Regions from separate parts of the Homo sapiens genome. Here region 2 is linked to region 1. The links are chromatin contacts, found by Hi-C or POLR2A ChIA-PET in ENCODE. All regions are on one chromosome and are shown on one strand. The core of a region is the stretch at or near the end of the contact, and the rest is flanking DNA. Distances in the headings are between cores, read along the strand shown. Region 1 has its middle 110 kb from the start of CARTPT. Region 2 overlaps MRPS27 (mitochondrial ribosomal protein S27).

Region 1 (5,504 bases), core at 934-3,433:
AGTATTATAAGAGCTTTAAGTGCTTAACATAGTCCCTGAATCCTAGTACAGTCATGAGTCTCTTGCATTATTCGGTGATTTTGTCATTGTGCAAACATCAGAGTGTACTTACACAAACCTAGGGAGTATAGCCTACTACACACCTAGGCTATATGCTACAGCCTACTGCTCCTAGGCTACAAACTTGTACAGCACATTATTGCACTATACTAGGCAATTATAAGACAATGGTAAGTATTTGTGTATCTACACAGATCTAAACATAAAAAGGTACCATAAACATATGGTATTATAATCTTATGGGACCATCATCATATATGTCGTCTATTGTTGACCAAAACTTTGTTATGCAAAGCATGACTGTACTGTTCTCTCTGCCCATTGTGACCCAGCTGTTGAGATTAAGTTGTAAGTGTATAAAACTACATGTTGTTGAAGAGGAGGAACTTTTCCTCTACTCTGTTGGGTTTAGTCAGTGGGGGCTTGTGAATTTGACTGACACAAGACAAACTAATAGTAGAAAAGAAATATAAATGTATTAACTTTTTAAAATTTTACATTCCTGGGAATTCACAGAAAAGAAGTGAAACTCAAAGAAGTGGTTAGACTAGGGAGCTTATATATCCTTCTTTTTTTTTTTTTTTGAGACGGAGTCTTGCTCTGTCACCCAGGCTGGAGTGCAGTGGCGAGATCTCGGCTCGCTGCAAGCTCCGCCTCCTGGGTTCACGCCATTCTCCTGCCTCAGCCTCCCGAGTAGGTGGGACTATAGGCGCCTGCCACCATGCCTGGCTAATTTTTTGTATTTTTAGTAGAGACGGGGTTTCACCGTATTAGCCAGGATGGTCTCGATCTCCTGACCTCGTGATCTGCCCGCCTCAGCCTCCCAAAGTGCTGGGATTACAGGCTTGAGCCACTGCGCCCGGCCTATATATCCTTCTTAACGAAGGAAAGAGGGTTTGGGCCTCAGGAAAAATAAATTAACTGAAAGTGACTAGGAAATACATGAGAGAACTAATGAAAAATAAGGGTTATTTTAGTAAGGTTTGTTTATGCAGACTTGGTGCCGGCTCTCCATCACCAGCGATAACAGTCGTGTTCCTCATCCTGGTTTAGGAGAGGGGAACTTATACCACCTTCACCAGGGGAAACTCATGCCCTGCTTTTAGACAGATAAAGGGAGAGCAGAGACCTCTTCCTGTATATGTTGATCTTTAACTGCCTTCAGCTCAAAATAATCCTTAAGCTAAAGAGGTGCGTTTTGAGGTGGCATATCCTGATCTCCTTCAACATAAAGACTAGCTAATGTATGTTGATGGTGAAACCGATGGCCTAGATTTCACAAGCGCCTCACACTGACCCACGGGGCCATCTGTTCACCAGTATGTGAAGCAGGTCATAATGAAGGAAAAAGGTTTGAAAACTACAGTGATCTAGGGGAACTTAGTACAACAACTTTTCAGGAAACTTTTTGGCATGTATATCGCATGAGTGGAGGCTATGGGTAGTAGGAGTTGAGGGAGGTCAGCAGCTGCCTGTAACTGACTGACCACTGGTGTAGTGGGAGGACCACTCAACTGGGTGGGATGATGGAATGGTCCACCTTTTATAGGCATTGCACTTTTCTGAGCTTCACTTCCCTCACCCATCACATAAGCATCCTATTAGGTTAGTGCAAAAGTAATTGCGGTTTTTGCCATTACTTTTCATGTCAAAACCGCAAATACTTTTGCACCAATCTAATAATACCTTCCACAGAGCACTGTGAGGGTTAAATAAAGTAGTGCCAGCGGAAAGAAAACTGAGAAACATAGGATCATTCTTACAGTTTCCTCACTGCATTCTTTTACCCAAATCACTTTTCAGGGATTCCTGAAACATGAATTTAAAGATTACCAATAAGTAGGCTGTAAATCTCCAGTGCTTAGTAACTAACGCCAAGAGTAACTGGGAAAGATTTGCTTTATTTGTTTTTGTGTTTTGGAATTTTATTTATGTGTTTTGCTTTGCTTTGTTTTTAGGAAGGCCAGGAAGAAGAAGGGAGAGGAAATATTTACAGACAGCAAATAGGCTTTTCCTGAGAAATCTATGGTGACCAGGGAAGCAGCTAGACAAATGCCCAAGTTTCATTTCTGTCTCATTCCTCCTGGGTTTAGTCCCCAGGGAGGAGTTTGGGACTCAGGCCAACCCAAGCCACAAGCCAGGCTCACTCAGGACTATTTATAGAGCTGGGTTGTTGGGTAGCTCTCTTTCTACATGAATATTTCCAGCTCTTTCTGATTCAAAACAGCTCTTGACAGCCCTGGCCCATAACAGTGTATGTTTAAGTGCTTTTACATATCAATATCCTGGCTCTCACTGGATGCATAAATTAAAACAATGTTAGTCTTTCTGGTTTATTCCATTGAGTAAAATAAATTAGTCAGTAGTAACCATGCATTGTTCTCCTTTGTATTATAAGGAGAAATATTTAGCTTTGTTGTCACTGACTTAGCCTTTTCCATCTCCTAGAAAGATAAAAACCCATCTGTAACAAAGGCTTCAACTGTACTTGTTTTAAGCATGTTCTAAGATTCCTCCTCTCCCTTAAAAAGGATTCTGAGATTACAGTGTCTCCTCTCTCCAATTTAGACGGCATTATGAATTATGGATATACCATCCGCTGAGGCCACCAGTCACCGGTATTGAACAGTTTTGATGAAATACTGTGACCAGCTTAAATTGTTTTTCAGAGACTCAAATAGACTATTGATAAAACAGCTCCAGCTGCCAGACCCACCCCCTGGTAATGAGTGTGTCTTTATTTGGTGAGAAAGTGTGGGCTTGCTAGGCTAGCCTTGAATTGTCACCAAAAGTGAAGAAGGGAATGGAGATAGAGACCTCATGGGACTAAGGATGAGAGGCCCTTAAATCCTCTTTTTGGGGGCTTATCTTGCACAAGGATGAATTGACTGGGGAAAGAGCAGCACTTATTCTCAGTGTTTTCCTTCTGGCTATGTGACATAAAAATCTACACTAATATCAATTTTCATGGGTAACTAGTGACCCAAGTGACACCAAAATGAATTTCTTAGTAGTAAAAATGTATCATATTGAAAAACAACTTTTCAGAAGAGTGGCCTAGAACCTCACAGGCTTTAAACATCTATTTGTTATAGTATAAGGTGCTGCCACAATATCAGGCCGTACTACATACTTGCTATTCTATTTTTCTAAATTTGTATGTAAACTTGAAACCCAAAACCTGAGAATAGAGGTCAACCGAGTCATGGAGTCCCAAGATTTCCTTCATATCTTCCTCATATTTTTTCTTTTCATATTTGTTTTCCTTTTCAAATTACAAAACTGATAAATGTCGTGCAGAAAATTTGGAAAACACTATAATCCACACTCAGAGGTAACTATTATTAACGGATACGGTTTGGATCTGTGACCCCATCCAAATCTCATGTTGAAATATAATCTCCTTTGCTGGAAGTGGGCCTGGTGGGAGGTGATTTGATCATGGAGTGGTTCTCTCATAAATGGTTTAGTACCATCCCCTTGGTGCTGTTCTTGTGATAGTGAGTCCTCATGAGATCTGGTTGTTGAAGTGTGTGGCACCTCCCCCATCTCTCTTCCTCCTTCTCGGGCCATGTGAAGTACCTTGTTCCCCTTTCGCCTTCTGCCATGATTGGAAACTTCCTGAGGCCTCCCCAGAAACGGAAGCCACCAAGCTTCCTGTACAGCCTGCAGAATCATGAGCCAATTAAACCTCTTTTCTTTATAAATTACCCAGTCTTAGGTATTTCCTTACAGTAATGTGAGAACAGACTAATACGTTAACATCGTATGTCCTTCTAGTCTTTTTTCTTTGCCCATATATGCAGATATACTGTTATACATATATGCATATTTTTTTACAAAACTGATGACATACTCTATATTTTATTTTATTTTATATATAACTTTGTCACTTAGTAAATTATTTTGTAAACATTTTTCTAAGGTGGTACATTTGATTTTTACTGGCTATATAGTAGTCCATCACATGGGTGGACCATAACTTACTTAACAAATCCACTATATCAATATGTTAGGTGGTGTCATTATTATAAAAATTCTATGATGAACATCCTTTTGCGTATATATTTGGCCATAACTCTGCTAATTTCTTTAGGATGAGTTCCATAAGGCATAATTTAAGGCTTTAGTCATAGTATCATCAGGAAATGATGCAGCAGCTAACCCTCCCTCAACTATGTATTAAAGTGCCTGTTTTGCCAACATCCCCATCATGGCTGGATATTGTAATTTTTAAATGATAACTTGTCAGTTTGATACCAAAAAGTAAAAATGGAAATAATATCTCATTGCTTTCACTTTCACTTTTTGTTTCTTAAAGACTCTATTGTATATACTATTTATTAATATTTTTTCTTTTGTGACTAGTTCATTTGTATTATATGCCATTTTTATACTGATCTGTTTATATATTTTTCACAGATTTGCAGGAGCTCTTCATTAAAAAAATCAGAATGACATCAGCAAGATGGCTGAATAGAGACAGTTGGCAATCATCTCTGCCAAGAAAAAGGACCAAGGCAATGAATAAACAGCTAAGGTATGACTGGAGTGTAGAAGAGACAGCACTGGAGTGCAGTGGGAGTGGAGGCACCTCCATGCAGCCCCATCTCTTTCACCAGAACAAGTTGGCCTGGAGACAGGAGGTAGTTCTCCTTGCAGGGAAATGGTAAGCAGAAGAATGCCACCAGCACCCGTTGCCACTGAAAACACTTACAGTTCTTACAACAGGAGAAACACACAGTCCTCACAAGCCCTGAGCCCATTTTGGAGAGCTGCCAGGAATTCACACAGCTACAGTGTTCTGGATTAGGAGCACAAGGTGTGCACTCTCCATACCCCATCCAGCCGCTGTGAGCCAAGCTATAGCAACATGGTGCCATGTTGAGACCAGAGCCACCTCTGGAGTGTGCCTTCCCTGAGGGCCAGTAGCTACTGTACCTGTCCAACACTGGGGCTCCATCTTCATTGCATCAAGCCCACATGGGTGGCTGAACGCCACAACCCCAGCCTGAGCCGATCATCAGCTGAGACTCTGGTCCTACACACCAGGGAACAAACCCATACACATACACTTCCAGCTAGAGGAACAGTCTGCCAGTCCCACCCAGGACAAACCCACACTTGAGCTAGCCGAACTACTGTGTGTCCTCCCCTGAGTGGGAGAAGTCCCTGAGTTACCAAGAAGCTGATATGCCCCCAAAGCCAGTGGTGTAGTTTCATGCTTGTGCTCAGGGCCTGAGAAACAGCCCAGTGGCATCCACCTGCCCGCCTTGGACACATCCCTAGCCTGCCCAAAGGCCTCATGCCCACATCTCAGGCTTGAGAAACAACCATACAGTCCATGCCCAGAAGACATGTTCCCAGGCCAGCTGAGCAGCCGTGCACCTGTGTCCCAGGCCACAGAAACAGCCCCATGGGCTGTGCCTCACAGGCATACCCCA
Region 2 (5,213 bases), core at 312-2,811, 410 kb before region 1:
TAGATATTGAAAGTCCCTACCAGCACTAAATTAAAGATTCTCTAATTCAGTATTAACTTTTTGTCTCTCCCTTATCCCCAGTTTACTTGGCCTAGGTTGCTTTCAAAGCCTCTTCCAGGGTTGAAAGGAGTCTGTTTTTTTATTGAATTCCTGTTAGGGAAATTCTTTGAACCCATGTACTCTGGCTTCTGTCCTCAACTTAACGGCTTCACTCTCCTAGCAGCTTGTCTGTTCCCTCAACTTGCATTAAAGAATCCATGTATCATCCTTGATGTATTGTGAGAAGGAACAGTAGGGGGAATAAGTGAGGACTAGGTGGCTTTCCACAATGACCACATACTACTCCACTTCCTCTGCCATCTTTCATCTCCTCCTGCCTTGTACAAAAAAGGCAGCATTTCTTCTTGGCTTCAACTTTATTTTAGCCAGGATACTTCACAACCAGAAGTGAATTACTGTTTCAAATATAAATAATCCTCATGAATTTCAGCATGCATGATGGGTATTTATGCAGTCTTAGCAGGCCGAGTCACTGTTGCCAAATTATCAGGCACCTACTTGAGTCCTTGTTCACTTGTTTGTAGACGCAAAATGATAGATAACTTGTCCCCTGCCTTTTAAGAGCTTAAAAGCTTAATAGAGGAGTCAGTAGAGTTACAGAAATAGAAACTAGCTATGAATTGGATTGTATCACTGGAAGTATGTCCAACCTTCCTTTTGCTACAAACAAAGAATGCCTAGGGATTCAACTTTTTCATGTGTTAGAGAATCAGAATGTTTAAAATACTGAGATGCTTTTCTTCTTTAATAAAAATCTAATTCTTAAGAAATCCTGATTAGTACTGAGCTTCTCTTCCCTCAGAAATACCCCTAAAGAAATCCGTAATCTCACATACAAACACATATAAATCTGCTCAACACTGGCTTAATTCTTTTCTGCTTTTACCCTGGTGTGCTTCATCTCCTGGGCCAGGCTCTTTGCCTGCTCATTTCTTTTGTGGCAGACTTAATCCTGACAACTTCACTAAGCCTAGCATACTCCAGAAATTCTGGTTTTTATTTCTATTCTATTCCTTTGTTTTCCTCCTTTTTTTTCTTTCTCACCTTTCTTTTTCCCAGAATTATTCAAAACCAGTGTTTAATTAATATATGTGATTTTCCTATCTTAATCATTGTATTATTTGTGATTTTGCAGAAATTTTATCTGCAGTTCCTAGCCAAAGCTTTAGGAGACATCAGGAAATGTTTGCATGTATTTAAAACTGGCTCATTTATTGCTCATAAATTTCCTACTCAAAAACCAAAATATTTCGCTTATCTCTGTCCAAACCAAGCCAGTTTCCATAACTTTATATGCTTTTATAAACAGGACTGGTTCCGGGATCCAGTTTTTCTCAACATCCTGCTGTTCCTAGGTAAAGGCCCTCTGTAGCCTAACCTTGGCCTTCAGTAACTGCCTCTCAGTCATGAAGCTGACCTGTGAGCCAGTGTGTGTATAGCTTTAGAGAGGCTGGAGAAGTCTTACCAGCTGCTTCTGGGTGCAGTTTCACTGATAGGTCAGGTGGTGGCCACAAAGCCATTTTCTGCTTTTAGGACCATCTCCAGATGGGCACCTCAGTGATGACTGTAAATACTTGTTTCTTCTCCCATTCTCCCCACAAGTAATCCTCCCTGGTTATCTACACATATTGCTCTTTGGAGGCTGATAAAATAGTGTTCCAGGCTTTAGACAAAGAACACAACTGACTTCATTCTGACTGCCTCCCTTATGTACCATGAAAGTAAGAGAGAGAGAGAGAGAGAGAGCAGCAGAGCTTACAGTCTGTCTATAGGTATTTTTTCTGTATCAGAAAGGGAGAGATGTCATCTTTAAGATAGGAGTTAGGGCTAGGCATGATGAGAGGCCAAGGCAGGAAGATCACTTGAGGCCAGGAGTTTGAGATCAGCCTGGTCAACATAGCAACACTTCCGTCTCTACTTAAAAAAACAAAAAAAAATTGGAATTAAAGGAAATTAGTAGATCAGTGGGTAAAGAATATAGATCACCATGCCTGAGCAAAAGGTAGCTACTCAGTAAATACTTAAATGAAGCAGAAATATGTCTTCTAGACTGAGAGTTAGATCTGGCAAAACAGCAGGCAGATCAGAGAGCAGGGAGAGAGAATAATGTGGTGACATGCATCCTACTTTTGATTGCTTTCTGTTTCATGAGAGGATGTGGATAATAAGAATAACTCTCCTGGAGTAGTTTCTAGTATGTCATATTTATACCAGTGTGTTTCCAGGTGAAATGCTAAGGGCCTCTTTTTTAAGCCCTTGGTCTGACAAATTCAGACTTTGATATCTAACAAGTCCCTCTGTTATCTATCTTCATTTCAAAAAATGTGTTGTTATGCTGCATTTATTTAGCACTCCACATCTGCAAAATTCTATGCCCCTGTTATTCTCTACCAAAAATCTACTTACTCATCACCCTTTTTAGATTAGCAGGCAGGGATTCCAGAAGGTCTAATGACTATATGTAGGGCTCAAAAAAAAAACTACTCACAAGCTGAGTTTTAATTTTTTCAAATTCTTCTGGGAAATTGACAGAATATACATTATAAACCAACCAATAGATGATATTGTGGTGGTTTTATTATCTTATTTGCTTTTCCTCTTACAAAATTAATAACTCTAGATCTGGAAAGGGACCCAAGGAGGTTACCTATATAAAATTTGCTTAAATTGACCAGCAAACCCTGGAGAGGTTGACTACAAAGGGGGCTTATCTTGATTGTGGTCATGATTATGCAACTGGATGCATTTGTCAAAATTCATAGAACTGTAAACTGAACGTATGAATTTTTTTGTTTGTACATTGTATCTCTGTAAACTTGACTTTAATTTTTTAAAAATTAGAACTTTTAAAGAAAGACATTTTTATCTGTATTGTGAAGGTAGATAGTGAATTCGTTGGAAATATTCAAGCCCAATCTGGTTGACTTTTGTTGGCAGGGTGGGAGAGGTGTTTTGGAGGGGACTCTAGCACCTGGTGCTTTTATTTTGTGCAGGCTAAGTGTGTGTATGTGGAAAGTTAAAATTACCTTAAATTCTTTGAGTAAGAATCTGAGATCCCAAGCAGGAAATTTTAACTTATAATACTGATGTTTTTATTATCGATTTCTGTATTAAACCCTGCCCTCTTTTTTTAAGTACTTGACAAAAATATAATAGTCATTAGAAAATTATCTCATCAAAATTTGATTTTATTTGTGGTAGTTGAGGGCAACTAATAATTGTTAGTTTTGAAATTAACAATTCTGAAAGCAGAATTTCCAGCAGGATGAAAAAGAAAATAATGAGAAAGTGAGTAGCAGTGATTGAATCAGATTCTGATTTAAATAGTCACATGACACTCTTGGTCTTTGGTTCTAGTTCAAGGAAGCGCTCATTCCTTTTGATAGTTGCTAACTTTCCTTCATTGGTAAGATCCTCAGTCCACACTACAGGCTTTGAAGCCAGCCATATTTTCTTCTTGGCATTCTTTCTTTCCTCCCTTTACCCTGACCCCCTCTCCCATCTCTGTCTACCCAGCTCCGTGGCTGAGGTTCCCATCTGTAAAGCCTGTTGCCACAGGATACAGAATTCACTGGGGCGGAGGGAAAGCTGCATGTGTGTGTTTAGGGCTGGTGGCTCTCGGAATCGGATAAACATTGTGGAAAGCTTGCTCATTCATGTGGAAGAACCAGTGTGTTACAGCTAAATGGTGGAGCTGTGAGCTGCTGGGCTCTAGGCTCTGGCATCTGTGCATTGGGCCTGCCCAGCCTGGAGCATTTTTATTTGTGAGACCGAAAATGCTGATGAGCATTGCCACTTTAGCCGTTCAACAATAACAAAACCTTTATTTCAACCCCGTGGAAGAAAGGCTATATTTTCCTTTTTTTTCCCCCCTATTTTTGGTGTGTATGTGTGCTATGAGTGCCGTGAGTGTGTGTGTGTGTGTGTGTGTGTGTGTGTGTGTGTGTGTGTAGACGGGGTCTCGCTGTGTTGCCTAGACTGGTCTCAAACTCCTGGCCTCAAGACATCCTCCTACTTTACCCACCAAAAGTGCTGGGATTACAGGCATGAGCTACTGTGCCTAGGCCACTTTTTTTTTTTAATTAAATGACGAAATTGGTCAAACAAGAAATCCCATGCGACTTTTACACACAATAGAGTACCTCCTATATAATCACAGTCAGTCTGTGGTGTTTTTTTTTTTTTTTTCACTCTTGATCTCTTTTATATAACCTCTCTTCCCTTCTAAGAAATCTCTGTGATATCCAAGACTTTCACTCCCATGTCATTTTGGCAGCCTGTGATTCTGCTCTCCTTCTTTCCTGGTAACATCAGTCTTGAATGAGCAGCAGTGCAGGCAGATGCCCTTAAGAGTTCTGAGTATGGCCTGAGTTTTGAGAATAGGATGCTTCTCAGTTCCTGCTATTTTATTGGCCGTGGTTTGGCTTCCTAGGCAAGCTCTGTCTTCACCTGAAAATCCTACTCAACACTGGGGACAGAGATCTCTTTAGCCATGGGATACCAACTTTTAGAACTAGAGCTAGAACTTGAGAGTACACTTTGTCACTCTTTCTTATGCTCCTCCAAGAAATACACATTTCCTCAGAATTGTAAGTGTAATCACATTTTATAAGCTGAAATCTCAGAGTACCTTTAGCCTTCATGAGCACAACCTTGTTGGGGATATTTGGGTTGTATTTGTTTCTCTTTTCTACACTCACATGTTTGCCTATCTTGACAGCCTGTTGGCCTAGGCAATAATAAAGCTTCTGTCGAGGTGAGCAAACAGCTGATGGCATAGGCGCACAGAGGGGACTCCTACAGTGGCTGGCTGTAATCTGCCAGGCTGGTGGTCAGAGCAGGCGAGAACAAAAGCCAGTCTGTTTGCAGGCAAATTGGAAAATCAATGTGTTAGTTGTATTCTTTTCTCTTTGCCTTTCTTCTGACAGAAAGGGAGAATGCTCATCCAGCAATCCACAGAATTATTCCAGGCAAGTGCCCATTCCAGAGACTCACTCACCTGACATATTACTACTGGAAGTTGAAAAGTCCCCACATTTATTTGTCTGAACTGCTTAAAAAGTCACCAACAGGAATTCTTCTCAAACTTGCCATCCAAAATTGAACCCCGCTGGCCCAGTGTTTTGACTTGTTTATATTCCAGATAGCCACTC

What was found. A loop is a pair of places that touch in the nucleus more often than their neighbours do. ChIA-PET counts read pairs that join two places held with the same protein, here RNA polymerase II (POLR2A). Pooled maps may share reads with other maps.
Region 2: a loop to region 1 is called in a pooled map, with 2.7 times the contacts of the local background. The contact joins two enhancer-like sites. A Hi-C loop is called at or near these places in 1 of 50 pooled maps. POLR2A ChIA-PET finds 5 or more read pairs at or near these places in 2 of 52 experiments (PC-9 and RWPE1).

What each region holds. Positions count from the first base shown.
Region 1 is chr5:71,827,555-71,833,058 of GRCh38, reverse strand. No RefSeq gene overlaps it. Among named protein-coding and RNA genes, the nearest start is that of CARTPT, 110 kb to the right of the region's middle. Within about 2 kb of position 2,183, at least 17 of the 41 ENCODE cell types and tissues checked have a DNase peak (open chromatin) inside an H3K27ac peak, as active enhancers do.
Region 2 is chr5:72,241,464-72,246,676 of GRCh38, reverse strand. The region is part of intron 4 of MRPS27 (mitochondrial ribosomal protein S27); the gene reads left to right. Among named protein-coding and RNA genes, the nearest start is that of MIR4803, 75 kb to the right of the region's middle. RefSeq lists a silencer at 1,381-1,675. Within about 2 kb of position 1,561, at least 8 of the 41 ENCODE cell types and tissues checked have a DNase peak (open chromatin) inside an H3K27ac peak, as active enhancers do.